Linked DNA regions of Homo sapiens: all the other regions are linked to region 1. The links are chromatin loops, found by intact Hi-C in ENCODE. Cell type or tissue: heart left ventricle. All regions are shown on one strand. Each heading gives the region's core, and the rest is flanking DNA. Links, peaks and the distances in the headings are about the cores only. Region 1 holds the start of LOC101926907 (a long non-coding RNA gene). Region 2 overlaps LINC01358 (long intergenic non-protein coding RNA 1358). Region 3 overlaps FGGY-DT (FGGY divergent transcript). Region 4 overlaps HSD52 (a long non-coding RNA gene). Region 5 overlaps JUN-DT (JUN divergent transcript).

Evidence for each region. A loop is a pair of places that touch in the nucleus more often than their neighbours do. Peaks named below come from ENCODE experiments on the same cell type or tissue, not always from the same donor. Only the 100,000 strongest peaks of a DNase experiment are listed, where the experiment ranks them.
Region 2: it touches region 1 in a loop (1.8-fold over the local background); 5 of 110 quality-filtered maps call a loop at or near these places.
Region 3: it touches region 1 in a loop (2.4-fold over the local background); 20 of 110 quality-filtered maps call a loop at or near these places.
Region 4: a loop joins it to region 1, with 2.5 times the contacts of the local background. A loop is called at or near these places in 9 of 110 quality-filtered maps.
Region 5: a loop joins it to region 1, with 2.1 times the contacts of the local background. A loop is called at or near these places in 35 of 110 quality-filtered maps.

The regions. Positions count from the first base shown.
Region 1 is chr1:58,813,431-58,819,736 of GRCh38, forward strand. All of the region lies in intron 1 of JUN-DT (JUN divergent transcript), which reads left to right. LOC101926907 (a long non-coding RNA gene) reads left to right here and starts at 1,010. Exons shown (of 2, transcript XR_246327.5): 1 at 1,010-1,082; 2 at 1,838-2,612. RefSeq lists enhancers at 498-1,494, 1,495-2,490 and silencers at 1,932-2,131, 2,944-3,093. In heart left ventricle, for the core only: CTCF peaks have their summits at 3,050 and 3,250; DNase peaks (open chromatin) are centred at 1,251, 1,981 and 3,021; H3K4me3 peaks cover 2,725 bases; H3K27ac peaks cover 3,138 bases.
Region 2 is chr1:59,073,651-59,079,956 of GRCh38, forward strand. All of the region lies in intron 2 of LINC01358 (long intergenic non-protein coding RNA 1358), which reads left to right. Among named protein-coding and RNA genes, the nearest start is that of LINC01358, 56 kb to the left of the region's middle. RefSeq lists enhancers at 2,893-3,436, 3,981-4,524, 4,525-5,066 and a silencer at 4,167-4,461. In heart left ventricle, for the core only: a CTCF peak has its summit at 3,096 (motif pointing left); no DNase peak of the experiment used is centred there.
Region 3 is chr1:59,286,407-59,292,712 of GRCh38, forward strand. FGGY-DT (FGGY divergent transcript) reads right to left here. Exons shown (of 2, transcript XR_001738089.2): 2 at 2,890-6,306. Among named protein-coding and RNA genes, the nearest start is that of FGGY-DT, 7.0 kb to the right of the region's middle. In heart left ventricle, for the core only: a CTCF peak has its summit at 3,955; no DNase peak of the experiment used is centred there; H3K27ac peaks cover 4 bases.
Region 4 is chr1:59,138,160-59,144,465 of GRCh38, forward strand. All of the region lies in intron 1 of HSD52 (a long non-coding RNA gene), which reads right to left. Among named protein-coding and RNA genes, the nearest start is that of HSD52, 5.5 kb to the right of the region's middle. RefSeq lists enhancers at 1,118-1,619, 1,620-2,119. In heart left ventricle, for the core only: a CTCF peak has its summit at 3,240; a DNase peak (open chromatin) is centred at 3,242; H3K27ac peaks cover 5,000 bases.
Region 5 is chr1:58,879,698-58,886,003 of GRCh38, forward strand. The region is part of intron 1 of JUN-DT (JUN divergent transcript); the gene reads left to right. LINC02777 (long intergenic non-protein coding RNA 2777) reads right to left here. Exons shown (of 5, transcript NR_183656.1): 5 at 3,181-4,037. Among named protein-coding and RNA genes, the nearest start is that of LINC02777, 21 kb to the right of the region's middle. RefSeq lists enhancers at 3,298-4,497, 3,400-3,694 and a silencer at 5,727-5,922. In heart left ventricle, for the core only: no CTCF peak of the experiment used is centred there; DNase peaks (open chromatin) are centred at 1,945 and 3,794; H3K27ac peaks cover 1,783 bases.

The DNA.
Region 1 (6,306 bases), core at 659-5,658:
GTGAAGTAGATATTATCAATTATCCCTATTATACAGATAGCAAAACCAAGGGTCAGAGAGATTATGTGAATCACCCACAGGCACAGAATAAGTGGCTGTAGCTGGAGCGCTGGCATTTTAACCACAACACTGTGACACCATGACTTGTTCTCCTTTGAAAACCACCTCCTGCTCCCTGAGCTCTTAGCTTGATGCAGTACTCCAGAAATGAGTGTAGAAAGATGGAAGAAGGAAGGAAAGGGGCAGTGTTTGAAGTCTGAGAGTCTTTCCAGATGCCTCCCTACTCCTCACCCCACCAACTCAGGGTCTTCTTCCAGATGCACTCTGGGAAATGGCTCATGGCATCCTCTTAAAATGACCTGTTACCTGACTCCTCATTAGATGGGGACACGTGGGGGAAGGGACTGTTTGGTTTGCGTTGGTATCCCCAGGGTCTAGTACAATGGCTGGCACTCAGTAAATGTTTGTGAATAAATTCCTCCTGTCATTGTCTGAATTTTCTGCCCATGCTGTCCTCTTGGCCAAGAGATCTAAAAGCAAACGAGCTGGGGCTTCTGGAAAGTCTTCCAAGGTCAGTGGATGCATGTGTGATGGAGGCCCAGCAAGAGGTCAGTGTGTTGCCCTGGGGCAAGCCTGCAGGATGGACCCAGAGGGCTGGGGTGGCCGGCTTCATCCAGCTCATTTTTCCCAAGGGATCTGGCGCTCACAGGCTGCACATAGAGCCCACGTGTTGTGTTGCGTGAGGACCCCTAAGGATTTGTTGAGTGGTCCTAGGTGCTCAAGTCACTGTACCTGCAGGGTGGCTTGAGCTGGGCCCACCTGACTGATTGGCTGGTCAATAGGTGGCCTGAGAACCAAAACTAGCCTCCAGCACATTGAGCAACCGGCTTCCTTCCTGCCCCGGGTCAGGAGCTGGGCCAGGGAAAGTGAAGAAACCTGTTTGGGGCCTCGGCAGGGTGGGCGTGGGTGGGGCCCTGCCGGGAAAAGAGGCGCCTAGACCAGTTAGTTTCCTTTGCTCCAGGACCGGATGCGGAGCCGGGACTCAGGTGGAGGCAGGAGAAATACGCACCCTGGGTGCACCTGTAAGTCCTCCAGGACTACATTGGTTTTGGCTATGACATGACCAGGGGCTCTGGGTCGGTGGTCACCGGGCGTGGGGCTTCTGGCTGCTAAATCAGGAGAGTGAGCGGGCCGGGCGGCGGCGAATGAGTTGACGGGTGGAGCTGGAAGAGGCTTTGGCGATCCAGCGGGCAAGCGAAGGACACCGCGGGAAGGGGTGGTACCCGGAAACGCAGCTGGGCAGTCGCGCCGCTCCCCTGTCCTCGCCAGCGCGCTTTCTCTTCCTGGCCCCTGCGCCTCCTCCGGGCCCCGCGGTGGCGTGAAAGGCGCTCAGGACAGACTTGTATTTGAATCCAAGCTGTTCCACCCACACGCTTTTGTTCTTGGGCGAGTGACTTCTATCTGACCCAGAGTTTTCCCAGACGAAAGTGGGAAGACGGTGCCTACCCCAAAGCGTCGTGGGAATGAAAGTCAATGAAGTGACATAGGAAAGGTGCCTAGCACATGGCAGGTGCTGAGCAAAGCGGGGTTCCCTTTCCCTTTGTTTAGCCCCAAGATCTCACTCCTAGCCCTGAAGTCGCGCCCCAAAGGCAGCCCCAGGACGGCGGGGTCTGGGAGGCAGGAGGCCTGGCCTGGCAATAACTCATTTGAATCATTTGATCCTCAAATGGGATGGGGGCGAGTGGGCGGATTCTGAGGCTGCCTTTGGAATGCGTTTCTGTGATCCTAGGAGGGAATTTCAATGCATTCTTCCATTCACGTATTTATTTATTCACAGATTCCTATCAGGCGAAGGCCGCCTTTCCTGGCCTCCCCCACAGGCCCGCCAGCGATTCGTCCTTACAAGGCTAGCCTCCACGGGCTGCCCTCTGTGTAAATAAAGCCACAGACTTCCGCCCACAGGTCGCCGCAGGTCCCGCCCGCAGCGCCGGGCCGCGGGGGAGGCGGGAACTGGTGCTACGGCCGCTACGCAGGCCTCGGGAGGCTCGGAGCCCGCCACGCCCCAGCCCTCTCGCAGGGCCGGGGAGCCACGGGGCCAAAAGGAGGAGCAGGTGGAAGAAATCCAGGCTCAGACCGTCGGAGTCCCCACCCATGAGCACCCTTCTCCACTGATCACTCAGAACATGGTAGGCCCTAGAGAGACAGCAGCCCGAATCTTCCCAGAAACCCTGCAGGAGATTCCTTCTTCCCATTTTATAGAAGGGAGGCTGAGGCTCGGCACGTTGAAATGGCTTGACCAAGGTCCCACAGGCAAAAAAATGGTACAGCAAGATATTGTAACCCAATATCTGGCTGCAAAACCCAGTCTCTCCCCAACCCACCTATCGTCACCGAGATTGTAAAACTTCTAACCGGGAAGAATCAAATACATGCACAACGGGTTACAGGTTAACAGACAGATGGGAGCGGAAAGGGACATTCCAGCGCTTCCCTGGGCGTGTCGCACAGGGCAACTCCAACCACAGGCGAATTTTCCTGGGTGACAGTTAAACTCCTTTTTGCATGAAAAAATACAGATTCTTATTAAAACAATAATCGATTAGACTATAAAACTCTCAAAGTTATTTCGGATCAAAATTATTTTCGGCTGTTTCCACACCTTTTTTTCTCGATTGTGCAGAAATTCTTCACACCGTCTGCACAGATGGGCAAACTGAGACCCGGACGAGTCCCATTGAGAGAGAGAGGCAGAGCCGGGGTTGGGAGAAGACTGAGATTTCTGGGATCCGGCTTGGGGTGTTTCCGCTGGGTGGGGGCGCCGGTTTGCGAAGAGCTTTCCTCGGACAGCTACTGCTGATTTTTGTCGCTCAGCCAGCCAAGTGGGGGCGATTCTGAGTAATCGCAGGCAATCAGCGCGGCTGGGGTTAAAAGCGAAAGGGACTCGCGGGCGAACGGCCGGGGAGGGCGGCGGGCACAGAGCCCAGACGCCGGCAAAGGCGGGGCGCCGCCGGGGTTCCCTCGGTGCGAGCGCGCGCGGCACTTCCTGCTTTTGCTCCTCCCTGCGGTCCTGCCGGCCGTTGTAAACTGGCGCTGCGGGCCACACCCGTGTTCCAGGCCCGCTAACCCACCGGCGGCCCCAGAGCCCCAGGCGGCCCCAGAGACCCAGCCTCAATCCTCAGTCCTCGTACAGTCCTCAGGTCCAAGTTCTGGCCATAGGAACGCCAGCCAGATCTGCAGCTCAGCTAGCTGAATTTCAGGTTCCAGAGACCTGGCCCTTTTCTTCCATGTAGGGGACAGTCAGGTTCTCTGGCCTGGGTTTTCTAAAAGTACCCAGAGTTGAACTACCTTCCACTCAGCAATCCCATTACTGGGTCTGTACCGAAAGAAAAATAAGTGGTTCTTCCAGAAAGACACATGAATCCCTATGTTCATCGAAGTGCTATTCACAATAGCAAAAACTTGGAATCAACCCAGGTGCTTGTCAATGGTGGATTGGATAAAGAAAATATGGCTCATACACACCACGGAACACTATGCAGTCATAAAAAGAATGAAATCGTGTCCTTTGCAGCAACATGGATGCAGGTGGAGGCCATTATCCTAAGTGAACTAATCAGGAAAAGAAAATCAAATACCACATATCCTCACTTATAAGCAGGAGCTAAACAATGGGTACACATGGACATAAAGGTGGACATGATAGACACTGAGGACTACTAGAGTTAGTGGGAGAGGGAGCAGAGCAAGGGCTGGAAAATTACCTCTTGGGTGCTATGCTCACTATCTGAGTGACAAGCTCAATTATACTAAAAACCTCAGCATTAGGCAATATACCTTTGTAACAAACCTGCACATGTACCCCCAATTATAAAATAAAAGTTGGGACGGGTGCAGTGGCTCACTCTTTTAATTCCAGCACTTTGGGAGACAGAAGGGGGAGGATGGCTTGAGGCCAGGAGTTTGAGACCCACCTGGGCAACAAAGTGAGACCTCATCTCTACAAAAAATTTAAAAATTAGCTAGGCATGGTGGCGTGCACCTGTGGTCCCAGCTACATAGGAGGCTGAGACAGAAGGATTGCTTGAGCCTAGGAAGTCGAGGCTGCAGTGAGCCATGTTCCTGCTACTGCACTCCAGCCTAGGCACTGGGCTGGACACCGTTTCAAAATAAAGTAAAATAAAAGTTGAAAAAAATATATAAAACAAACAAAACAACCCACACTTGACATTTGCTGACTATATGGCCTTGGGAAAATTACTTAACCTCAGTCTCAGTTTCTGCATCTGTAAAATGTGAGTTACTGACACTTACCTCATATAATTGTTGTGAGAAGTAAATATGTGCCTATCTGTAAAGGCCTAGAACATTTGAAAAAAAACTAATTAAATGCTATGTTTTGTTATTAGTGTTAGTTAGGCCTAGGTAGGAATCTTGTTTAGGCCACTTAAGAACTGGATGACCAGGCAGGTGTACTTTCTTCAGTTTCCCCACCTGGAAAAAGGAGTTTATTACACTTTATGTCACAGGGTGATGGTGAGGTCCCCATTATCCAGCAATTCCACAAGTGATGATGTTTGCAACTCTTACTGTTTGCCAGCACTGTCTTAAGCATTTGACCCTTATTAACTCATTTAATTCTACAATTACAGTATGAGAGAGGTATTAAGAGCATCCCATTTCACAAATAGGAAATTGAGGAACGAAGAAGTTAAATGACTTACCCAAAGTCACACAGCTACTAAGTAGGACTTGAATCTACAAAGTTTGGCTCCTTATTCCATATTCTTAATTCCTGCAGGATGTATCAGACACAATGCTAGGCAATGGGCATGCAGCCAGGAATGATACCACACACAGCTGCCTCCTCAACAAAGGCAAGGGGTTCCTTTCTGAGCTTATTGGCATTCCTTATATATGATTAAGCATTGCATGCATATGCTATATTTTATATAATAAGGTGGCTTGCACACCGTAGATATTCAAGATTGTTGGTTTCCCTCACTGTAATTTTTGGGGGTCCAGTTCCAAGTGCTTACATGGAATGTGGAGGGAGGTTAGGTTTTAAGTGATAGAGAAGTTGGTGTCTAATAGATGCTCCACATACCTAAGTTCCCTCGTCTGTGTACTTAGTGATCTTCCAGCTAAAGAGAATAAAACAGCACAGGCTTAAGGTTTAGACCTTTTAACAATAATAATAATTACTTCTGCCTTTGCAGAGTAATTCTGTTTCTGTAGAATTATGTCTGCACTGTGGGGTTCCCAGAATTGAGGGTAAATTTACTGTATTTATCACTTAATCATTTCCAAAACAGCTTATGACTATGGCATCTTTAGTCAAAGGCCCAGAATTCTCCTCCTACCCTCTGTCTTTGGAGTCCCCGTGGTAATTTTTGCTGTAAATGGCTAAAGCTATTAAATATAGTGTACATCTTCCTGCCATGGAAATATAAGCTGTCATTACATTCATTGCTTAAATGTTGTGATTATTTCAAACTTGGCTTTTGTATTTGAAGCCTTGAGTTAAATGTGGAAAGTAAGGGAGAAAACGGATAATGGTTAGAAATAAAAACGTGCAGTGGATAGGTTTCCAAAGTAATAAAAAGCCACTTTAAATTTCAAAAGATTTTAAACCTGTGTAGTTCCAGACAGAATACCCTAAATTCCCATCAAACATTGTGTCTCTATTCTGAGGGTCAGAACCGCCTTGAGGCAATTCAATGAACTCAACTGACAACAAAGAATTAAATCATTAATTTCTGCTTGTAAAAGAGATAGCCTGTGGACAACACTCAGCAGATGGTAGGTATTCACAAGGAAACTATTATGATTAGAGACAGGGATATGGAGAGAACAAAGACAGTATACTCAGCTGACATTTATTGAGCACCTACTATGTGACAGTTGCTTTCAAATCCATTATTTCAAATAAACCTCAAAATAAGGCTATGAGGAAAAGATCATATTATAGAAGAGGAAACTGACACTCCAAGACGCTTGTTAACTTGCCGAGAAAGTGAGTGGCAAAGTCTGAGTTGGAAGAAGTTGGGTCTGACTTCAAGTTCAGTATCTGATTCGCTGCACCTCTCTGCTTTTTCCCTGTATGCCCAAATGTCAGTCATTTTAGAGCTGGAGGTGAGGATCAGAGGGGACTTTAAGATCGCCTCACCCAGAGTTTCTCTGCCTCTTTTATAATCCAAGTCACCCTAGATAAACACAAAAACCTTACATCCTCTTTTAATGAGTTTCAAATTCAAAATAAGCAAAATATCATGATTCAAAACAAATCAAAGCAAGGGGACATTTTCA
Region 2 (6,306 bases), core at 825-5,824, 260 kb after region 1:
AGGTACCTACCAATGGTGAATTGGATAAAGAAAATATGGTACATGTATACCATGGAATACCACACAGTCACCAGAAAAAAGAATGAAATAATGTCCTTTGCAGCAATATGGATGTAGCTGGAGGCCATTATCCTAAGTGAATTAACACTGGAACAGAAAACCAAATATCGCATGTTCTCACTTATAAGTGGGAGCTAAATATTGGGTCCTCATAAAGAAGGCAACAATGAGGCTGGGCACGGTGGCTCACGCCTGTAATCCCAGCACTTTGGGAGGCCGAGGCAGGGGGATCACGAGGTCAGGAGATCGAGACCATCCTGGCTAACACGGTGAAACCCCGTATCCACTAAAAATACAAAAAATTAGCCGGGCGTGGTGGCGGGCACCTGTAGTCCCAGCTGGGAGGCTGAGACGGGAGAATGGCGTGAACCTGGGAGGCGGAGCTTGCAATGAGCCGAGATCGCGCCACTGCACTCGAGCTTGGGCGACAGAGCGAGACTCTGTCTAAAAAAAAAAAAAGAAGAAAAAAGAAGGCAACAATGGACACTGAGGACTACTAAAGAGGGGAGGCATGGAGCGGGGCAAGGACTCAATGTCTATTGAATCCTATGCTCACACCTGGGTGACGGGATCATATGTATCCCAAACCTCAGCATTATGCAATATACTCATTAAATATACCTGCTCAAGTACCCCCTGCATCTAAAATAAAAGTTGAAATATTTTTTTTAAAACAGAGAACAGATTGTGTAAGTCATTGTAGTTGAGGAAGAAAATATATTTATTTCAATTAAGAGATCTAGCCTTAAATTTTGCCTTTGCCAGTTGGCAGCCTTGTGACTTTGGACAAGTTAAATAACCCCCCTGAGCCTCAGCTTTCTCATTTGTAAAATTTAATTAGAAATACCCTCAATTATCTACTTTCACGGGGTTCTTACAAGCGTTAAGTTTTATAATGTACCTTAAATTTTAATAAATTGTAAAATTTACACCTCAAGAAAACCCACAAAAAGCCATAGGATGTACATCACAAAGAGTGAGCCTCAGTGTAAACTATGGACTTGACTTAGTAATAATGTAATATTGGTTCATCCATTGTAACAAACGTAGTACACTAATGCAAGATGTTTGTAATAGGGAAAACTAGGTGAAGGTAGAGAAGAGTATACAGGAACTTTGTACTTTCTGTTCAATTCCGCTGTACACCTAAACCAGTCTAGAAAAAAATCAAGTCTACTAGTGATTCTTTTTTTCAAGGAATACTTGACTATTCCTTACCCCAAATAGCCTAGCCCAATGCCTTTCAAACTTTAACGTACATGTTAGTCACCTGTACTGCAGGTGACTTTGTAGGTCTAGAGTGGTGCCTGAGATTCTTTCTGCCTTTCTAACAAGGAACGCCGCTGATCCATAACAACACTTGGAGCAGCAAGTCTCAAGACTGAAGCAGTAATTGTCTAAGTAAAGCGACTGGAAATGATGGGTACTCCACAAAGTGGGACACTTGCTAATAGGATTCCCTTCCCTACCATTGTTCAGTAACCTTAGGATCAAAAGAGGCCCTAACACTGGGCTCTGCGATTAGCTAAATGAATACCCCAAACGTCAGGGACTTTGCACTTAAAAGACAACTGGATCCATTTAGGAATAATTCCCAGATAAGACTCAAGTCACAGACAGTTGTGGTGGCTCATGCCTATAATCTCAGCACTTTGGGAGGCCGAGGTGGGTGGATCACAAGATCAGGAGTTCAAGACCAGCCTGACCAACATGGTGAAACCCCTGTCTCTATTAAACATACAAAAATTAGCCAGGCATGGTGGTGCTCACCTGTAATTCCAGCTACTCCAAAGGCTGAGGCAGGAGAATCGCTTGAGCCCAGGAGGCGGAGGTTGCAGAGAGCTGAGATCCTGCCCCTGCACTCCAGCCTGAGCGACACAGCAAGACCCCGTCTCAAAAACAAAACAAAACAAAACAAAAAACAAAAGATACAGGTCACCCAGTTAAATTTGAATTTCAGATAAGCAACAATAATATTTTAGTATATGTCCCACATAAGCATGTTCCCCCAGGAACCAATTCACTTAACCAAGAGAATGCCTCTCTTTGGTCACTTTCTTGTCCTCCCCTTCTTCAGGAGCAAGTGACCAGTAATGTCCGTGTGAATGGAAATACTGAGCAAGTATAGGAAATGCTGCTATTCATTTCTATCAAATTACTATTAACATGGTGTACCTGACTTCATAGTTTACAAAACACTTTTACATCTTTTAGTCTAGTGTTTGTCAAACTTTGACATGTATGCAGATCACCTGGGGGATCATGTTAAAAATGCAGATTTGGGCTCAGCAGTTCTGAGGGTTCACATCTCTAACAAGCTCCAGGGAGTCTGATATTGCTGTTCTGTGGCTCATATTTTGAACAGCAAAGGTTTAGATATTCCCAGATGATAGATAGTCTGTATCACCCCCATTTTATAGTTAAAGAAACTAAGGCTTAGATTACATAGACATTCTCAGGTATACGCAGAGATGGAGGAGGAAGGGGCGTGGAGCGAAAGCAAAACTCACCAAGATGTATGTCAGGCTCTACCATATATCTGCCTCTGCAGAGGAGAGAAACCCTGGGTCTGCATCCCTTTTCAGTCCTTTGCAGGCTGCGTGATCTTGGAATAATTATTTGGCCTCTCTGAATCTCTGTTATCTCAAAAGTAAAGAGGTAGGGTACACCTCTCAGAGGCTTCCATGAGAGGCTAATGAGATCTGTGAAATGTTTATATTCTGTAACAGGATACAAGCAGTAATAATTGTTTTATTATTATTATTAAATCCTGAATACAGCCCTTTAGAAGGTTGTTCTAAGTAGTTTACATGTATTCACTACTCCTCACAACACCCTTGAAAACTAGGTACTATTGCTATCATCTGCCTTTTACAGTAAACTGAGTCATATAGAGGTTACATGAACTGGCCAAGGTTACAGAACTAGTAGGAGCAAGATATGGACTCTGGCAGTCTGCTTTAAAGCCTATGCTCTTAATCTCTAGCTATGTTACTTCTCTCTGGGAATTATCCCCATCTCTCCCCCTGCTGGTTTTATAGATAAGGAAAATGTGGTTCAGAGAATATGATTTTTCATATTCTCTGTCATATATATTCTCTGTCAGTCATATAGCAAGACTGTAAATGTGATGAGAGCTCAGGCCACAGACAAGTACCTACTGAGTGCCATGCAGTGCTGAGGGGGAGGTACCTACTGTGTGCCATGCAGCACTGAGGGGGAGGTATCTACTGTGTGCCATGCAGCACTGAGGGGAAGAGGAAGCCTGGATCTACAGAATGAGCGAGGAGAGATGGGCTGGGCAAGGGGAGAGGGGCCACGACTCAATTTGGCAACTTTAGTATAACCTTCTTTGTCAGGTAACCCTACTGATGCTTTGGGAAAGGTAACCAGTGACTTCCGAATAACTATGAAGCTCTGAACCTGCTTTCAGGAGGTGAGGGTGGCAGGACATCAGACTCTAGGAAGGAGTGACTGAACTGAACAGATGAGCTGCTCAGCCTGGTCAGCTGGTGTTTGCAGGGTGATCTAGGAAAGAGTTCCTGACTCCAACCATGCTAAGAGCAGTGGACTCAGACTCAAACTTGTGTTTGAGTCTTAACTCTCCCTTTTATTACTAAATGACCCTGGGCCTGTGACTTGACCTCTCTGTGCCTTGGTTTCCTCATCTGTAAAATAGGGATAACAATTGCACCTATTCCAGAGTTGTTGGAGGATACATGCGATCACTCATTTTTATTATTGTGAAATAAGAGATCTCAGGAAAGCATTTACCACGGTGCCTCAAGTAAGCTCTCAATCAACAAAGACTGTGGGTCAGAAGGATAAAGGAAATACATTTCTGTAGTAATGGAGCGGTGGGAGGAAAAGACCAACTGGCTGAAGCCATTAAAACTCACCGTCAGTAAAAGTGATTTGCCTACTCAAATCTTAGAGTTGGGAAACTGCCATTTCCCTAACAAGACGATGCAAATCAGTTTATTTGCCTGTGGGGACTGCATTTCTTTCTTCTTCTCCTTCCCCAAAGACATCTGTTGTAGGAGAAGAAATCTCAAGTATGCTGAGTAACTGCTTTGTGTCAGGTCCTGTATGGAGATCTTTCTTTTATACCCATCTAACACCTTTTCCAGGATGTAAATTCTACTAACTCCATTTTATAGAGGAGGAACCAAGTCTCAAGAGAGGTTGAGAGCTACATCCAACATCCTAAGCTCTGGAGTGATACATCCTGGATTCAGATCCACTTCTGTTGAGCCAACATCAAGACTGGTGGGCTCCTTCCAAGGAGTCAAAGCTCTCCCTGGGCCCAGCCGGTACTCACCAAGGCTTCTGCGATGATACCTCTAGGTGCCAGACAGTCTTGAAAGCACTTCATCTATGGGCACTCAGTCATTTTCCCACAGGCTAGGTGGTTACGTTTTATTAGCCCCACTTCACCCCTGAGAGGAGGCAATTGAGTTAATTATTTGAGCTGAGAGCCCCTTGGTGGTATCAGCTGAGATAACTATCTCAGCTCCTGGCTGCCAGCCCTAACCAGAGCTTTTGTTCGTTATCTTCCCTCAGAGAAACTCAGCACTCAATTGCTCATTAACATGATTTGGATAATTTTCTCAACAGCCCTCCAGTGGAGCAGCTAAAGGAGAAACTGTAAAAGCCTGTGCCATTCAGATTGCCCCCACCCCCAACCTTGCTCTTTCTTTCTTAAGTAGTGGAGAAAGACAGATCTGCATTTGAATTCTGGCTAGGACATTCACTTGCTGGGTGATCCTTATTATTTCCTCTCCCTAGGCTCCCCATTCCTCATTTGTAAAATGAGAATATAAATACCACTTGCTTCATGAGTTGTTTCAAGGACTAAACCAGAAGGAAGTTAGCAAGAGGGAGGGAGGTTGGTTGGTTTATGGAGTGCCTAATGGGGAACAGAAAATGCATGGACAATATTATTTGATCATCACAATGATCCTATGAAATTAAGAAAAGGAAACTGAGTGACAGAGCGATTTACTCAAAATTTTACAGCTAGCAATTATATGTAAGGGCAATGATTCAAACGCAGTCTGGGTGACAAAAAAGCCTAACCTATCACTCTCATTTGCTCTTCTTCAATGTTCCTTATTCAATTTTTTGGTTCTTTATTCTCTTTCATTCTTTCTCATTCACTCTTATTTGCTCCCTTTCTTTCATTCTTAGTCTTTCCTATTTCCCTATATAACCAGCTAGAAAAAAGGAAAGATAAAAGATTGGACAAAGATATAGCAGTCCGGGTAGTAGATGAGAGGTCTGAGCCCTGGTCGTTTGTGTAGACTCTGAGACTGAGAGAGAGACAATTAGAGATTGGGTGGGTTAGGAAAGCAAAGAGAGTCTTTCCTGTATGGATTTACATTCCGAGGGTCAAGGCCAAACATAAGGTGAATATTTAACCCCTGCAACAACTCCTGTAAGTAAAAAAGAAAACTCCCATCTTTTTCTTCTATCTCAACTTCATAGGTGAGGCTCAAATCTCACCTAGAGCCTGAGTTCAAAGCTCTGGCTCTGCCACTTTAGCAGTGAGACTTTGGACAAAGCCCTCCACATCCCCTGAGTCTCAGTTTCCTCCTCTGGGCATGGTAGAAACATCCCTGCCCCCAGGATTTAGGTGAGTACTAAACTAGATCAGGCAGGTGCAATGCTCAGCGCCCTGCTTGGCACCCAACAAGTGCTTGGCAGTATTAGTCTTTTCTGCCCTCATTAACCCAATGACTAACTTATAACCCTGCTTTCCTCAAAACTCTTCTCCAACATAAAGGTCTTTTGTAAATGTGAACTTTTCCCTTTCTGCAGACTTCCCATGGTGATCTGGCCCCTTTAACTACAGAGATGTCAAGGAATCTTTGTGAATCAGCCATCAAGTGTGGGTTGCTTGACGTGACTGTGGGGTTAACTTACAAGTGACTAATTTTTGGAGGCGAGATTTTGTACCCTTCCCACTGGTAGCACCATGGCTGGGTGTAATTACTTAGCTGATGAGTTTACTGAGGGGCTCCTTAAAGTTTCAGTATTAATATCCATATGAATACTTTCAACAAAACCTTTTGTTCTTGGAGTAGGGGATGTGGGAGGTAGTTACAGGAACTGTCTTGCTTTTCCAAATTTAATTGTCTAAATACAGTGCTGCCTCAGCAATCCAGGACATTTTTCTCACTCTTCTTTCTTAACAGACCTCTGCCAAAAGCCTACTTTGGCAACAGGAATGATTAGTTTGTGTTT
Region 3 (6,306 bases), core at 854-5,853, 470 kb after region 1:
AGGACAAAAGTCTTATAAACATCTCAATAGATAAAAAAAGCATTTGGTAAAATTCAACATCTCTTTATGATAAAAATTCTCAACTATTAATAGGTGAAGAAGGGACATATTTTATCACACAAAAAAACTTTATGCTAACAAAAAAAACCACACAGCTAACATTATATTGAATAAGGAAAAGCTGAAATCTTTTTTTCTAAGAACCGTGACAAGACAAGGATGCCCACCTTCACCACTGTTATTTACCATAGTACTTGATGTACTAGTCAGAGCCATTAGGCAAGATAAAGAGATAAAGGGCATATAAATTAGAAAAGAGAAAGCCAAATTGTTCCTGTTTGCAGACGACATGATCTTATATACAGAAAAACCTTAACACTTCACTAAAATACTCTTAGAACTGATAAACGAATTCAGTAAAGTGGCAGGATACACAATCAACACACAAAAATCAATAGCATTTCTAAACACCAATAATAAACTGCCTGAAAAAGAAATTGAGAAAGTGACCTCATTTATAACAGCTATGAAGAAATAAAATACTTAGGTATAAATTTAATCAAGGACGTGAAATACTTAGGAATAAATTTAGCCAAGAACATGAAAGACTCACAAAAAAAATTATGAAACGCTGATGAAAAAATTTGAAGACATACAAAAAATAAAAAGATATTCCATGTTCATGGATTAAAAGAATTAATAGTGTTAAAATGGCCATACTACCAAACGTAATTTACAGAATCAGTACAATTCTTATCAAAAGACCAATGACATTCTTCACAGAAATAGAAAAAGCAATCCTAAAATTTGTATGGAAACACAAAAGACTGAATAGCCAAAGTAATACTGAGCAAAAAGAACAAAGCTGAAGGCATCACACTATCTGACTTCAAAATATCCTGCAAAGATAGAGTGACCAACGCAATATTGCATGGTATAAAAACTGACACATAGACCAATGGAACAAAATAGAGAGCCCAGAAATAAATTCATGTATTTACAGCCAACTGATTTTCAACAAAGGCACCAAGAACATTCACTGGGGAAAGAACACCCTCTTCAATAAATGATTTTGAGTAAACTGGATATCCACATGTAGAAGAATGAAACTAGACCCCTATCTTATATCATATACAAAAGTAAACTCAAATGGATTAAAGACTTAAATGTACCAGCAATACATAAGAAGTTGTTACTCCACATTTTTTCCTGTATTTGTTGTTGTCAGTCTCTTTAATTTTAGCCATTCTAGACATTGTGTAGTGATATCTCATTGTGGTTTTTATTTGCATTTCTCTGATAAGTAATGATATTGAAAAGTTTTCCATGGGTTTATTGGTCATTCATGTGTTTTCTTTTGTGAAGTGTTTGTTCAAAACTTTTGCCCATTTTTATAATTGGATGTTTGTCTTTTTATTACTGAATTATAGACATTATTTATATGTTTTGGATTAACATCATTGGCAGATATATGTTTTGTGAATATTTCTTCCCACTCTGGCTTACCTATTTATTTTATTATCAGTGTCTTTGGTAAAGTTTATATTATCGAACTTTTATTTTCTGGTTGTTTCTTTCTGTCTTGTACAATTTGCTTACATCACTAGTCTGTGGGCTCCTATAGTGAATGAGTGTGAATATTTTTTTCTTGTGCCCTTAGCCCCAGCATAGAGCCTGACTTATAGATGGCCCATAAGTGTAGTATTAAGTTTGTTGGGAGTAGGAGAGGAGGAAATATGTTTCCTTTTTTTTGCCTAGTAACTTTTTAGGGAATTATCTCCCCTCACCATTCAGTCCTTCTGGTTAAGATAAGGCTTATCTCATTCCAACCCATCGTTAAGTGTGGGCACTTGATCCAAACTAGGCCAATTGAAGCCTTGCTCCGCACTCTTGTAAGAAATATGAGTGTAGAGGTATCATCACCCTCCTCCTACCAAGATTTAGAAGGACATTGTGACGGTAAAGCAATTGCTTGCCATCTTTGCTTTCACCCAAATAATCCTACTTGAGTATGAAGTCAACACAGAAGTTAAGAGATGGAAAATGGAGAAAAAATGATCCTTGAAGACATAATTGGAATCCCCGGATTCAGCCTTTCCTGAATTTCACTTCCCTTTGAAATGCTCAGTTATATAAATCAAAGCTTTTTGGTTTATGTATTTGTTTAAGCAAATTTGAGTTATATTTTTATTTCTTGCAACCCAAAAAGTCCTGCCTAGTATACTTCCTAATAATGTAATCCTTCCCCTAATTAACATCTAATTCTCCAAATCTCCAGAGGATTTTTTGGAGCTGAAGGAGATGGGGTGGAAAGCAATATTTGTAATTATCTCAGAGTGTGTGATCAATAAAACAGGAGTCCTGGCTTCATACATTATGTAGCACTGTTAAAAATCATAAACTTTTTTTTTTTGTTTTTTTTTTTTTTTTTTTTGAGACGGAGTCTCGCTCTGTCGCCCAGGCCGGACTGCGGACTGCAGTGGCGCAATCTCGGCTCACTGCAAGCTCCGCTTCCCGGGTTCACGCCATTCTCCTGCCTCAGCCTCCCGAGTAGCTGGGACTACAGGCGCCCACCACCGCGCCCGGCTAATTTTTTGTATTTTTAGTAGAGACGGGGTTTCACCTTGTTAGTCAGGATGGTCTCGATCTCCTGACCTCATGATCCACCCGCCTCGGCCTCCCAAAGTGCTGGGATTACAGGCGTGAGCCACCGCGCCCGGCCAAAAATCATAAACTTTTAAATCATGATATAAATTTAAAACAAAACTAATTATAATGTTCAGATCATGGAAAGACCTGCTACTATTATGTCCGAGCATACTCCTCACTGTCATTTTATTTCTATATATTGTCATCAAGTATCTGATTGATTAATGAAAGAAACATGAATCCTTGAAACAAGCAAATTCATTTTCTCTTTTAATAGTAGAACACAAGCCAGATGAAATCTTTTTTTAAAGACTCTGTCATATAAAACTGACAAAAGTAAAGTTGTTCTGGTTAAAGATGCATGTGTGTATATATATATCTGTGTATGTGCATATATTTGTATGTGTGTACATATGTATCTATGCGGTCTGAGTACCTATGTGTATGTGTGTCTACATACAATTGTGTATGTTTATACATGTGTGGTATAAAGTGAATGAGACTGTATATTTACATATATGTGTGTATAAGTGTGTGTCTATATCTCTATGTGACTGTATTTGCGTCTGTGTCTATATCTCTATGTGCTACATTGTGGCTTAATTTGCATTTGTGTGTCTGTGTGTGTTTGTGTGTGTGTGTAGTGTAAGTATGGGTTTGTGCCTGTGTTTGTGTCTGTGTGCTCTGCGTTTGTGTCTACATGTGACTTTGTGCAAACATGTATGTGCCTGTGTTGTATGTGTATGCCTGTAGGTATATTTGTGTGGCTGTATGTGTGCATGTGTTGATGTGTCTGTGGTTGATGGTAGGGAGAAGGGTAAAGCTACACTATCCTATTCTGTACTTGGTGCAAATTATGAAAAGTGCCCTCTCTGGTAGGACAGAGCAGCCTCACAGGCAAAGGGATTGGCCAGCAGACTGGGGACTGGGTTTCAGTCCCCACTGGCCCCCTCATCTGGTATCTTAGAGCAGAGAGCAACTTGGTGAACATGAGGGGTATTTTGGAAGACCTGAAGTCCATTCCGTCTCTCCTTTGTTGTGCAGGCACCTTCCCATAGAACTCAGTCTGAAAACTGATATTCTCTAATTGTCCCAAAATGACACGATTCCAGAGGTGTTCATGGCAGAGTTCCTCTACCTGAAGTCCAGGAACTGCAGAGCCTCCAGGGGGCTCCTTCTTTGACTCAGCCTCAGGCCTTCAGCATGACTTCCCGCAGGTAGACCTTCTCTCACCTCCCTTTTTGGAAAGCTCAAGCCAGAGAGTCCTGCCTTAGTGTCCTACGGCCTTAGGCTCGCTTCTGCCACCTGTGGCCTTGTTGTGGAAAACACGTGTTGAGGTTTAGGGTTGCATATTGCCATGGCTCATTACATGGTTTGCAGTTTTTAAAAAATGACTCATGACTAAGAGGCTGTGGGGTTGTGATTGGGTGGCGTTAGTGGAGAAAGATATGGATGGCGTGGGACTAGTTTAGATGGAGAGTGAGGTCTTGGAGCCGGAAGTGGATGAGCAGTTCAAATGTGGAAGAGAAAACTGGTGCTGCATGTTGGCTCTAGAGGGATCATTAGGATTTAGATTCCTTTGAAGCCTTCATATCCAATATGAGCTGCCCACTTCAGCTTCTCAGCAGAAACTCCCTCTTCAGCAGTCTGACTTGTAGTGTCTTGTGATAGATGACCTTGGGCAAGTTGCTCAACCTTTGTAAGCCTCTGTTTCTTCAGTAATAGCCCCTATTTACTCATGTGGGTGGTTAGGAGGAATAATGACATAGTCTATGTGATGACCTGGGAGCACAGGGCTCAGTGAATATTGTTGCAGCCTTTTCTCCCCTTTCGCTATACCCTCTTCTTCCACCTCTGGATGCCCATAGCACTTCATCTGCCCGTAGTACAGCATCCAGCTCTGGCCTAGCACTTGGCAAGTGCTCAGTAGTCAGTAGATATTTGTTGAGTGAAGAGTTAAAAGAAGTCAGGCAGGCAAACGGAGGGAAAATAGTAAGTAGCAGACAAGTAATAAAGTAAGTTGAAACATTTTCCCACCTTTGGAAATGAACTAATAGCATCCTTTGATATGAAAGTTGAACAAACAATGATTTTGTATCTGTAAAATGTAGCTGTAGGTGATGGTCAGGGTAGGGAGCTCAGTAGGCACTTCTGATTGCTGGTTTCCTGTTTGTGATCATCTGTCAGGTCTACAGTGGACCACTTCAGTTTTCCCTTTGATATGACAGGGTGAATTTGGAAGAGAGAGAGTGTCTGTATGTAATGGCACCTGTTCCTGCCAGAGGGTCAAGTTTCAGAGAGGCTTAAAGGAATCTAAATGGCGAAAGAAAGAAAGGAAGAAAGATAGGAGAAAACAAATCTTATTAGTAATGAGAGATGCAGTAGGCAGGTAAGGGCTGTCATCACCATAATTATATACCAGGTATTAATCACTGCTATTATAGAGCACAATGCTAGTTGCTGAGATTGTGAAGTAGAATTCCAGGTTTTTGCCCTCCAGAGGCTTCCAATCTAGAAAATGGAATTGGTTAGAAGATGAAGGGGTATCAAACATTATCTGTCTGTTGAGTACTGTGACAAATGCTTAAAGGTATTTTGTAAGATATAATCATTCTCCAAGGAGAATCTAAGGTTCAGAGAGATTAAGAAACTTTCTTCAGCTCATCCATCAAACAATCTGTAGAACTGGGAGAAGGCCCAAGTCTGTCTGGCTCTAATGGCATTGTACTGTCTGTAGGCCTCTGAGTAAGAGCATCAGGGCAAGCATGTGAAAAAGAGAATTAACTTGACAAGCTATCCTAGGTTCAAGGCCATGTAAGTAATATTTGATGATTGTTGCAGGAATCCTACAAGAAAAGAGATTTATTGAGATAGAAGGAGGAACTTTACAGAGGAGGTACATCCTCAACTAGATACTGATGGCAGAATATGAATCCAATAAGAATGAAGGGAGAGGCATTTTAGGTGGAAGTAGGCATGGTATGTGCAAAGGTGGGAAGTGGGAAAATTTTCACCTTCCGGGTTTCTGTTATGCAGCACGGAGTACCAGAGAGAGCACAACCTGCTCCAAACTTACTAATAGTGCTTCCCTAGCCCAGTCACCCAATTTCCATAAACCTCGGTTTCCCTATCTGTACAATAGTTGTGATAATAGGCACTTCATAGAGTTGTTGAGACCAGAAACAATGTGTGTAATGTTATCTGCCTCTTCAAAATCCCCACTCTAAATTAAACTTCAATCAAAATCAGCTTCCCTCTCTTACAGTTTTCTGTTTTCCTTTCTACTTGCACTTGAATCAACTACATATTTGTGTGTTTATTTCTTTAATGTGTTTCCTGACTGTAAGTTCCATGAGGACAAGGAAAATATCTGTTCATCTCAAACACTATCTCTTTAATGCCTAGAACAGTACTCAATAAATCTTTGTTGAATGAATGAATACATAAATGTAGGAATGAATAAATGAATAATAAGATCTATTTCTGTGCTATGATTCTAAGAATCTTAGGGAAAATATCTCTTTTCTCTGGTAATGGGCAGGTTGCTAATGCAGGAAAAGCTTTCATAGAATGCAGTTAGAGCATTACAGGGCCTCCACAGCTTACCAGAGAAGCTCCGTGTCTCCTCTCTGTCTACTATATGGAACCATCTCTGAG
Region 4 (6,306 bases), core at 465-5,464, 320 kb after region 1:
GGAAGCTAAAGATAGCTAGGTTACAAGGGAGGTTAAACATCTTGCCAAATGACACTGAGCAAATTAGGTCTTCTCCATGTTGATCCAGAGAGTACACTGATGTTTTTCCTCTATTTGGAGGAGTAGAAGCATTGGACGAAGAGGAGAAAAGAGATTGAACCAAGAGCCAAAGCGCAGAACCTGTCTCAATTCAGCGGACAGTAAAGGAGTGCATGTATTTCAAAGTCTCAGTTACCAGACTCTGCTTTCTCTAGTTGTCTGAGACAGAAAGCCTGACATAGTAAAACCCTGCTCTCCGGACTATCTATACAGCCCCCGTGTTCTCTTGTGCATCTGGCTTCTGCTCAGACAAACATAGCCAGGAGTTATTTGAGTTGAGGAAGCAGTTTGTGCATCTGAGACAGTTAAGAAAAAAAGTCACTACCCTTTTACTTCCTTTTCTTTTCTTCCTGTCTCACCACATTTCAACTAAATTTTCCAAAGCCACAAACATATGACTGTGGATGTGCAGAGTTGGAGGCCAGAGCCTGGGGTCTATGGAGAGACATGGTGTTCCCCAGAGATCAAGCATTTACGAAGACGTCAGCTTGTATAAATAATAACACGTACCATTTAGGAACTGTTCACCATTTGCCAAGGACTCAGCTAAGCCTTTCACATACTTTACTGCATTTACTATCACAATAATCCTACGAGTTAGGTAGCATTATCCTCCCATTATAGAGGAGGGATTGAGGGTCAGGGAGGTTAAGCAACTTGCTTTGGGTGCCATAGCTAGTAGACTACAGAATTGAGATTCAGCTCAGCATGTCTGACTCCAAAGCCTGCTTTCTTCCCAACCATGTTAGATCATCTTCCTTTAAAAACGTAGACAAGGGGCTGGGCGTGGTGGCTCACACCTGTAATCCCAGCACTTTGAGAGGACAAAGCAGGTGGATCACTTGAGGTCCGGAATTCAAGATCAGCCTGGCCAACATGGTGAAACCCCATCTCTACTAAAAATACAAAAACTAGCCAGGTGTGGTGGTGTGCACCTACAGTCTCAGCTACTCGGGAGGCTGAGGCAGGAGAACCACTTGAACCAGGGAGGCGGAGGTTGCAGTGAGCCGAGATCATGCCACTGCACTCCAGCCTGGGCGACAGAGCGAGACTCTGCCTCAAAAAAAAAAAAAAAAAAGAGAGAGAGAAAAGAAAAAGGTAGACAAGGGATATCCCCACTGCATGCTGTGAATTAAATCCATTCCAGGAATCACACTGGCCTCAGAGAGGGGAAGAGACGCCCCTTGAGATAGACAGGCAAACTCAGGTAGAGCGGAAGGCAGGGAAACTCACTCTCAGTGACTCAGCAGCCCAGCCCACTGTCTGGCCTTTTCCCCATATCACTGATATCTACTGAAAGGGTGATCCCTGCTTGTGTCCTGAAGCCCCAGGGGTAAGTGGCAACCTGAGTCACAAGGGACAGATAGAATGTCAGGGTTGAAGTGACTCTCTGCCTCACCCACTCTGAATGTGACTGCCCCTGCCTATGCAGTGGTGGTGGTGCTGTCACAGCCAGAACATGTTGGCAGAGAGGTGGGCAGGGTGCCTGAGGGGGCAGGGTGCTGGTCATCTGGCTAAAAACAGGGGCTGGGGGTAGGGAAGGCCACTCAGTTATGCCTTCCTTTGGTTCCAAGCTCTATAATATGATTCAGGTGCCTCCCATGGCCCCCTGCCTTCCCAGCAAATTCACTAAGAGCAGAGGGAGGAGGCACTAATGGTTTCCACATTTGGGGCCCTCTGCAGTGAGGCCTTCCAAGCTCTGGGGCAAAGAAATCTAACCTCACCAGCGCTCTGAGTAGATCCCTGTTCTGTGGAGTGCAAACGTGTTCATGGAGTACCTCTTAAAGGTGAGGGTCTTAGGCCTTGTGGGCAAGACCCTGAGAATATGACAAACCAGCAAACAGAGAAGCAGCCTGCCCAGAGCTTACAGCCGGTGGCAGAGACAGAAAACTTACCAGAAAATTACAATATGGGGTGAAGAGGACTGTGCGTGCAGTAACAACAGAGGAAGGCACCTCTTCCTCTGTTAGGGGTTTGCCCAGCATGGTGGCTCACACCTGTAGTCTGTAATCCCAGCACTCTGGAAGCCAAGGCAGGCAGATCACTTGAGGTCATGAGTTCAAGACCAGCCTGGCCAACAGGGTGAAACCCTGTCTTTACTGAAAATACAAAAATTAGCTGGGTGTGGTGGTGCGTGCCTTAATCCCAGCTACTTGGGAAGCTGAGGAAGAAGAATTGCTTGAACCTGGGAGGCGGAGGTTGCAGTGAGCCGAGATCATGCCACTGCACTTTAGCCTGGGCAACAGAGGGAGACTCCCTCTCAAAAAAAAGAAACAAAGCGGGGAGGGCTCAAGGGAAGCATCTCTGTGTTAGTGACTGAGCCCTGCAGGCTGAAAAAGAGTTACGGCAGGGAGGGGTTTGGAGATGCAGGCAACAGGGACAACAGCACATGGAAAGAGCCAGGGAAGGTGGGTGGGTGAGGATGAGGTGGCCAGAGCACAGGGTACAAGGGCACAATGTGTGAAGAGGTGAAAGGAGAGCCAAACAGTCGGAAAAATCTTCAGGTCTTGAAATCCATCAAGGACGGCAATGGAAGAATTATAAGCAGGCCCGAGATAGGAGATCCATTTAGAAATACCAATCTGGCTTCTGAGAACAGCTGGGACATAACAAGATACATGCAGGGAGAGCTGTTAGGAGGCTGAAGCAGTGATTTGGGGCAATAATAGTGGTGTTCTGGAGGAGGGTGGCGGCTGTGGAGATGGACAGGAGCATGAGGGTAAAGGGTGTGATGAGGCCAAATCAACAAATTATATGGTCCTTGCTTTGAAGGAGAAAAAAATTTTAGTTGAAAAAAATCTTTTCTCTCTTAATTCATCCCAGTTTTCTGTGACTAGAAGGACACTTAGAGGTCACTTAGTTCAATTTTCCCCTTGCAAGAAGTCCAGGGATTTTGAATTCCTTCATGCACACAAGGAGTGGGTGAATATTAGGCAGCAGGGGGAATACTCTGGGTGGGCAGCTGAATGGGACACAAGCTTTCTCAAAGTTCCAGAAATTTCCGGACATAGAAGTGTGTATTCTGCTGGCCAGGCCCATGGCTCCAGGCAAAGGGGTGGTTTTGAGGTGACACTTCCTCTGCTGGCTATGATGAAGCACTCTCCTGCCCTCCCCAGGCAGAAACCCCAGCAGGGGTCGGGGGGCACAGAGGCTGGCATGAGGCTGAGGGCTCCTTTCTGCCAACAGACCCAGCCACAAGTGCTTGCTGAGTGACTGCCCTGTACCCAGCCTTGTTCCTGGAAACTGCTGTGATAACACTCTCTGGGTGAGAACCAAGATTCGCTGACCTTTTACATAGGCTGAATCTCCAGGAAAAGGTCATTCTTTTTGGAGGTTGTTGAAAATTTAATGACAGCAATTCCTTAGGCTTGTAAAACCCTTTTAATGTTCTCAAAGCACAGACAACAGCATCTTCTCTTACACTGAGTGGTGTTTTACAGTGTAAAGCACTTACACAGTGACATGCTTGATCCACAGGAAGCCCTGGGAGGGATGCAGAGATCATGGGCCCTAGAGCCCAAGTGACTTCAGTTCAAATCTTTTTTATTCTACGCCTCGAGGCTGTGGGGTGTGGGCCTTGCTTTACCTCTTTGAGTGTCTTCCTCCGTAAGATACATATAATATACAGCCATGTGACAGTTAACAACGAGGATTCATTCTGAGAAATGTGTCCTTAAGGTGACTTTGTCGTTGTGGAAGCATCATCGTGTGTACTTACACAAACCTAGATGGTGTAGCCTACTACACACCTAGGCTACAAATCTATACAGCATGTTACGTTGCTGAATATTATAGGGAATTATAATACAATAATATTCATGCATCTATAAATTAATAGAAAACGTATTATAATCTTATAATCATAAAAATATGGTATTATAATCATGTGGGGCCACCATCATATATGCAGTCAGCCACTAACCAAAACAGTATGTGGCACATGACTGTACCTATTTTGAAACGTTACTGTAAGCATTAAATAAAATGATGCTGCCTGGCCCAGTACTCAATAAAGGCTAGCTTCCTCCAACTTGTTTCCCACCCATTCCCATATTCCAAACAAGGACATATCTAGGGTTGCCACACTAGAAGTTTTACCTGGCACATAGTGGGTCTGAAATAAATGTTAGTTTCCATTTTCCTCCCTTTAAAGCCCTAAACTAAAGCTATTTCTTCCCTGGGTTTTTCCTTACCCGGCCCCTGGTATTTCCTGGAAAACCCCTTTGACAATATCACAGAGCCGTGGAGCCTCTCCTTTGAGAAACGCCCATATATATATAAAGAGGCACCACACACACCCTCTCACCCACACAATTTTGCTTATGATTTTAAGAAGTTCAGATTCCCTGAAGCTTAATTTAGAAGCCTGTGATAGCACCCATATGACACAAAATATCTTCTGCCACAAAGTACAGTTCTTCAGTTATCTGATTTCCGTTTGTAGATTAAAAATTACAAGGAGTTGGAGACCAGCTTTTCTTCTTGTCCAAGTCTGTGTTCTATATGGTGACTGGAGGGTGATAAATACACGGTGAATGTTAATTTAATGCCTGGGTGGACAAATGGATGGATGAATGGAAAGGTGGGTGGGGAGGTGGATGGGTGAGTAGGTAGTTGAAGGGATGGTAGTAGATAGGTGGGTAATTTGGGTGGCGGAATGGATGGGTGGATGGATAACGTAGGTGGATAAGATGGTGAAGGGGTTGCCAAGCTCAGAGAAAGGCCCAGGCAAGCAGTGAGAAGATAAATTAGTGGTCACGGGGGATCTTAACACTCCTGGCAGAAGACGTCTGATATAATCAGTAGAAAGTATGGGATCTGGAGGGTTCAAAGCAGAGAATGAGTGGAGAAAACAATGTCTTAGCAGGTTGGGTCTGAAGCAGGGCTCTTAGCTGGGTGGAACAGGAAGAATCTGAGTCAGAAAGCCAAATAGGAAACAGGGCAGGAGATAGGGGAACTCCTAGCCAAGAAAGCAGTGCTGATGCTGAATGGAAAGCAGAAGCTGCAAGACCTGTTTCTAAGGAAAAGTGGAGAGTGGACAGGATCCAGGGGGTAAGGGAGAGGACTGAATAGAGACACAGGAATTCATGGCATGTGGGATTCTCTGAGTCATAAGTTCAACGATCATTTGTTGAGTTCTTCCTGTGTGTCAGGGGTTGTTTTAGGCACCGAGGATAAGTCCTTGGTGTCAAATAAGAAAGACAGAAACATTAATAAAAGTTGAGATTTACGGAGCATCCGCTATGCATCAGACACTATTCTAAGGGTTTAATGTGTCTCTTCCAAGCAACAATTGTATGAAGGAGGTATCATTATCATCATTGCTTAACAGTTAAGGACACTGAGGCACAGAGATAGTAAGTCACTTCCCCAACACAACTAGTTAAGTATCAGAGCCAGGATTTGAACCCAGTTTCTAGGGCCTATGTGCTTCTTTGCTGTGCTATTCTGCTGCCGTTAAATGAATAATTAAACAATAGTTGTACTGCAGGGTGATGAGAGATATGATGGCAGTCTTTACTGGTTACTGTGGGACACAGAGCGGAGGTGGTAATTGACTTTGGTTGAATGGGTCTAAATGGGTTTTAGGGAGAAGACTCTTTGAAGCTGGATTTTGGAAAATGAGTTTCTTAGGCATCCCGTAAATAAGGAGTGAGGTTTAAAGATGAGGAAATGAGGAGAAGGGCATTCCAAGCAGAGCAACCAGCCTGTGCAAAGTGCACAAGCACCGAGGCATGAAACAGCAGGGACCTAGGCAGGAAACCATTAGTAGTTCTATCAGGCTGTTTTGCAAGGCTAAGAGCTGCCAGGAGGAAAGACATGCTGCCTACTGGGAATAATGCTTAGGAATGTTCCCCTCAGCCTTTATAGAAATATATGGTGTTCAACAGGCTTTTTATCTCTTTTATCATCCTGAATAACCCCAACAAGTAGGAAAGTCAAATATTAAGACTATTCCTATTTTGGGACTAAGAAAACAGCTTGGAGAAGTTAAATGACTGGTCTAAGATTACACCTCCAGTGTGTAGCAGAGGCCAAACTAGATCCTCTGACTCCTAACTTTAATAATCTGGACACACTGGCACACAAAACATTTTGATGAGTGCTGCTAGTACAAAGAAAAATAAGATTGAGTTCTCAGTTTTCTGCTACAAAGGCAATGATGAGGCAGCTCAGATCTGCAAAGGACTGGATATGAAGCCTTGA
Region 5 (6,306 bases), core at 727-5,726, 66 kb after region 1:
ACAACACACTGAAGGCTCAAATGATGGTTACCATTTTTTTTTGTTTTAGCAATAAAGTAGTTTTTAATTAAGGTATATACAGTGTTTTTAAAGACATAATGCTATTGAACACTTAAAAGACTATAGTATAGTATAAACATAACTTTTATATGCACTGAGAAGATAAAAATTTGTGTGACTTACTGTCTTGTGATATTCGCTTTATGGCTGTGGTCTGCAACTGAACCCACGATATGTCCGAGGTATGCCTGTATGTCAGAAATGAGATGGTTATAATATAAAGATTCCTGGAGCCAGAAAAGCCCAAGGCTAAATTCTTTTTGGAATGTTTGATCTTCAAAAATTTTCATGAATCCATATTTTAAATAAGCAAATTTTATTTTTGAGAAAGACATACATGCAAATAACTAAAAATACCTATTTAAACTCAAACTGTTAGATGATTAAAAAAATAAGTCTCCCTCAACCCTCCAGTCTCTATTCCTCTAAGGCCCTCCTTTGTCACCTCCCCGAAGCAGTTTCTTCTGTGTCCCTAAAGCAGTCTCAGCATAAACAAGCATATATATGTTTTAATATGTTTCTATTTTCCCTAATGAGAGCACATGATGCCAACAGGCACTCCATTTTTTGTGTTTTTCACTTAATGTTATATTTTTGAGATGATTCCATGTAGGTCTACCCCACTTTTTTTCTCATAGATTTTGTCAAGTTATTTAGCCTCTCTGTGCCTCTGTTTCTTCTGTAAAATGAGACTAACAACACTTAAAAGCTATGTATGTATGTTTATGGTAACTAGCATGGACTAGCACATGGCGGTGCTTCATAACTCTCACTCTCTCGCTCTTGCTTTCTGCCTCACAGCCCAGTCTATGTCAGACACTACATACAGAGCTACTCACTTGTCTTCAGGAAGATCACAGTAGAACTGAGTGGATGAGTCCCCTAGGAAAATACAACACCCAACAACATGAGTACCTCAAAGAGGTGCAAAGAACATTGGAAGTACGAACCAAAGTCATGGAGCAACTTGGAGTCAGGCACACTGGCCTTTGAATCTCAAGAGGAATGTAGGTGTGGACAAGTTAGCTCTCCTCTCTGAGTCTCAGTTACCACATCTATAAAATGGGGTAATAAATACTCATTTAGCTATAAGGCTGCTGGAAATATCAACTGAAATGAAGCATATAAAGTACTGATCATAACAATTTGCACAACAGAAATTATCAATAAACATAGCTGGCATTATCCCAGTGTTTGGGCTGAGGAGATCTGGGAGGGCTTCCTGAATAAGGCGGATTTTAAGCTCAGATCCGAAGAATGGATAAGACATGGGAAGGACATTCCAGATGAAAGTGAGTTAGTATATTAGCAAGGGCAAGGAGAAGGGAAAGTAAAGGGCAACTCTGTAGAATGGCAACACACAGACTGATCTAAAATGAAGGATTCAAGGGTGTACAGAGGAAAAAAACAGGAAAAGTAGGCTGAGGCTTCAGCAAGAGGACCTTGAGTGCTGAGCCAGGGGTTTAGATTTTATTTTCCAGGTAGTAGGGAGCCAGTCAAGAATTTCTGAACATAAGTACATGATATTCATAATGTGTGGTTATGGCAAATCACTTAACTTCTTTGAAAAGAAGGTTGATAGAGTGGAGGCTAGGAGTCCAGGCAGAACAAAAGATGATTGGAGTCAATGCTGAGGACGTGACATTGGGGATGGAGAAGGGGCACCTCTGAGTCAGAGCCCACCAGTCACAGTGACGGGATAGGTGTTGCTCTTTAGACGCTCTTGTGGGAGATGGGTGTGGATCTGGTGTGACATCCTTGTCCCCGCCCCATCTTCACCCCATGAAGGATTTCCCAGGTGGTGTGCTCAGCTGGACTGAGGGATCCCTGGGCACACCCACCTGGCAGGGCAGCCCTGCTCCCTCCTCAGGTCTGAAGTTCACCTCAGCCCATGACTCAGTGTGAAGGCTGATGGCTGGGTTCAGTGACCCCCAGGGAAAGCTGAGTCATGTCCAGGAAAGCAATGTCATCCCACCCGAACCAGAGTGGCCTGTGTTGTGAAATCTAGCAGAAAGGTCATCACCACAGGTTCCAAGATGCCTGGCTTAGCCACTGATTGCCAGGCCACTCACTGAACTCTGTATTCAGTTTTTCCTCCATCTATAGGATGGTGTATCTCTCTGGGGTCTTGGGGGATAAAATTAGATAATAAGTCATTTTATCTGTTTACTCAACAGATGTTGACTGGGCACCAGTTCTATGCCAGTGTGCTGGGGACAGAGGAATGAATAAGACATAGGCTTAGAAGACATCCCCTTCAAGGGGATGAAGTTCTAATGGGGAAACAGATAAGTAAATAGAAGCACTAGCACAGAACTAAACTTTCCGACATGTAGTTGCACACTCACTAACTCACTTAAGTCATCTCACATGGGGTAGTAACCAATTTCATTCATTTGACACACAAGGAAACTGAGGGCCAAACTGGCAAAGCGATTTGCCCTTCCTGGTGTTCCATAACCCTTCAGACATAATTTCATCACAGCCCTTAGCGCTCTTTCTCTGGGATAGAAGTTCAAATGTTTATTTCCCCCATTAAAGTTTAAATTCCCTGCAGGCAGGTCTAGCTTCTTTTAATCTGTTGACCACCAGCATCTAGCCCAAGCTTGGCACACGGTTATGGAAGGTGTGGTGGGGGGAATGGAGCTAGAAGTTGTGGAGCATCAACCACATGCTGGGCTTCGCTGGGCACTTCACATTTGCTGTTGGTTAATCTACTACAAAAACTTGGTATGGTGGGTATTATTATCTCTGTTTTATAGGAAATATGCCAGAGGCTGAGATGAGTGATGGGATTTGCCCAAGGTCACACTGAGCGTAATCTGAGAAGCTCCCAACTCAGAAATGGCCCAGAAGCTGGTGTGTGTGCTGCGGGTGGGGGATGAAGTGGGTGGGAGCTCAGCCGTCCAAATGCAGAGCCAGAACGAGTCTCCTGTAAAGTGTTCAGCTGGTCCACTGGAGCATCTTTACCCACAGAGCCTGATCCTGTGCTCAGGCTTTTATTAGCATCTGTGTTCTTTCCGCCACAGCGCCCAGCTGCCCCGGCAGCCTCTTGGTGAACACTTGCTGAATAAATGCTTCACCAGGAGAACAAAGACGTGAAGAAACAATCACAATATGTGCCAAGGCACGAGGCTAAGCCATTTATTTATCCTTTTTCTTTTCATTCTCTCAACATCACGATGAAGTTAAGTACCATGAAGACCCCAGTTTTACAGGAAAAAAAAATGGAGGTTTAAAAATGTAGAGACTTCCTACAAAGCTGGAAAGTGGCTTTGAAGCCAGGCTTATGTGGCTCCAAAGCCTGAACTGCAAACCACTACTTGAAAATGAATGCGTGTGTGGATGAATTGCAGCTCCCAAACTCTTCTGAAGCCTCAGTCAAGGCCACAGTGGCATTTGCTCCCTGGGCAGGGTGTTTTCCAGGGACTTATGGATCAGGTCTGACTCTTTCCAAAAGGCCCTCTGACTGCCAGCCCTCCCAGAGGGGTCAGAGAGCATTTCCCAGCTTCCCACTGGGCCTGCCTATCTTTGGGAGCTTTGAAGTCCTACATTTAGAGGACATGGATCAGCCCCAAACCTAAGAGCTCCCCCAAGGTAACTGCCAAGGGAATCCCTCAGGAATCCCGCTTAATGCAACCAAGAGAGGCCTTTAGAAATCAGGCCAAGTAGAGGAAAGAACAATGGACAGGAAATTGGGACATGAGAGAGTCGTGAGTCAGCAGCGTGGTGAGAGCTGCCAAGATTGCTGATGTGAACTCTGGTTGTATCACGAGGAGCATAATGTGTTGAATAACTAAGGTGATATTGCACTTCCTCTGTGGTAGAGCTGGAGCTGGAATGTGGGGTGAAGGTCTGGTTCCACATTTTCACGTAGTCATAGTCAAACCGGAACTTATCCAATAGAGCAGAACCGGAACACTGAAGGGAACGGTACTATCATCTTTGCCAAGGCGGAAGGACTTGTATTTCTTTTCCTGAAGAAGAAAAGAAGCAAACATGTTGGGAGGATAGGCTTTGGGTATTTCAGAGATTTCCCTATGAACAAGGCAGTAGACTTCTTCTGTCTGATCCTAAGGGGAACCTAGGACTCAAGTGAGGAAATAATAGGAAGCAAGATTCAGACGCGAACTGAATCAACAATGCCTTTGTTCTAGTCAAAAAGATAGCCAAAGAAGGAAATATTTTTGAAGAAAGAAGAAAAAAAGCAAAACACTCAATGAACCTCCTCTCTCCCCTCTATGTGACCCTAAGCAAGTAACGTAATCTTCCTGAGGCTCAGTTCCTTATCTGAAAGTGGCAGGTGGTGTTACATGAGACTAACAATGTGCAGACTGAACGCAGTGTGGAGAGACGGCTGTGCACATGGCCCTGCGACTCTGGCTGCTGCAATTTAAACCTTAGCTTAGGGTGACCTTGGAAATTTGTTTTTACTTTGCAGTGCCTCAGCTTCCTCATCTGTAAAATGGGGATAATATATGTAAAGCAATCAAAAGGGTACCTGTCACACAGTGGGCACTCAACTTTCTTGTTAGCCAGCATCATCATCATTGCCACTCTTTATATATGAAAGGGACTGTCACAGTATCTAAAATATAATAGGTGTTCAGAGAATGTTTTCCTTTTCCCATTCTCCTTTAGGGGACTCTTCCAGGGTGTCTCTGGGATACCAAGTTCTTCTCATCTCCAGATGTCTGGAAAATGTCTCTAAATAAAACATCTTTTTGCTTATATTCTAAGGCAGCTATCTGCCTCTATCTAAATACTCTTTTAGTGAAGAAAGGGGCAGAGCAAGGAGAGTCAATCTACTTGTAGAAGTTTCTCATTCTGAACAGTGTACTTTACAGATTCCAAAGTGTTTCTCCCTCCATTACCTCTTTACCCCTTACTAGAGCAAGCCCAGATGTGAGAACTGAGGCTCCGAGAGGTTCAGTGACTTACCTGGAGCCATTAACATCTGAGTGAGTGAGCCAGGAATTGAACCCAAGGCTTTCAGACTCTGGACACCTACCTTTACAGGAGGCATTGGCCAGCCTCTTCCCCTCACACACACATCCTCTCACCCTGGGGTTCTGCTTAGGAAGCATAAGAAAGGCAGTGAGCCAGGCTCCAACCTTGAAGCCAAATCCTTGCAGTAATAGAGAGGACTAAGGGCTAGAGAGAGGAGCCAGGAACCGTGGATCTCTGCCGTGAATCCGAGCCCTTAGAGCTGGAGACCTCACTTGGACCAGTCTTCTGTTTTCAGTAGCTGTAGTGAGTGAGATCAAGAACTAATGTCAAGAGCCCAGAGCCCCTACCAGCATTGCATGATAGGATTTTCTGTGATAATGCTGTATCTGTGTTGTACAATACAGTAGCCACTAGCCACATGTGCTATTGAGCACTTGGAATATGCTCAGTCATAGGACTGAGCCATCAACATCCCTGTTTTATAGCTGAGGAAACTGACGCTCAGTCAGGGAGGTTGTTGAGGTTGCAGTTAGCCAGCCATGTCACTGAGACTTGAAGCTATCCTGTCTGGCCCCCAAGCCATGCCCTTCACCACCACAGAAGCCTCTTGTTCCACTCCCCAAGGAGGGTCTTTGCACCCTTCTGAACCAGACAGGTGATTGGGTCATGTCTGCCTGTGCGAAGGGGTCTCCCTTCCTGCTTGGCTCCACCTGGCTCCAACTCTAGAAAGCACCTGTGTTGTTTTACTGATAACAGTGTTTGCCCTTCCAAAGCCAGAGCCATAAAAGGCAGCTTTCAAAGTCACTGCCGCAGAAATGTCAACATGAGGGGGAGGCCAGTCATGGTTTCTGAGGCCCAATGTCACCTCCAGGCTGCTGCAAAGGCTGCTACAAAGACCTTCGGGTCCTGGAATCTGGACTTGCTTCTACCACAAACTTGCTGCGTTTCCTTGAACATATTTCTTACTTCCTCTGGGCCTTGTTTTTATCATCGGTGTAAGGAGAGGGTTGAATTTAAAGATCTTAAAGGGCTCTTCTATCTCTAAAATGTTTAGTGTCCTCTGCACGGGATCCTGGGGTCAACATCTAAATCTCCTATTTAATGACTGTGAAATACCTTATGTAGCAGCCTTCAAAACAAAATCACCCCCAAACCTTAACCTGGAGTTTTTTTAAAACCTCCAACAATGTCACCATTGAAGCAGTAAAGGTATTCATTAATATCTTGTAAAAAGTGATTTTGTGATTTTCTTAATGTATGAAAAAATGTCCCCCGCCCTTGACACTGGGCCCAGAG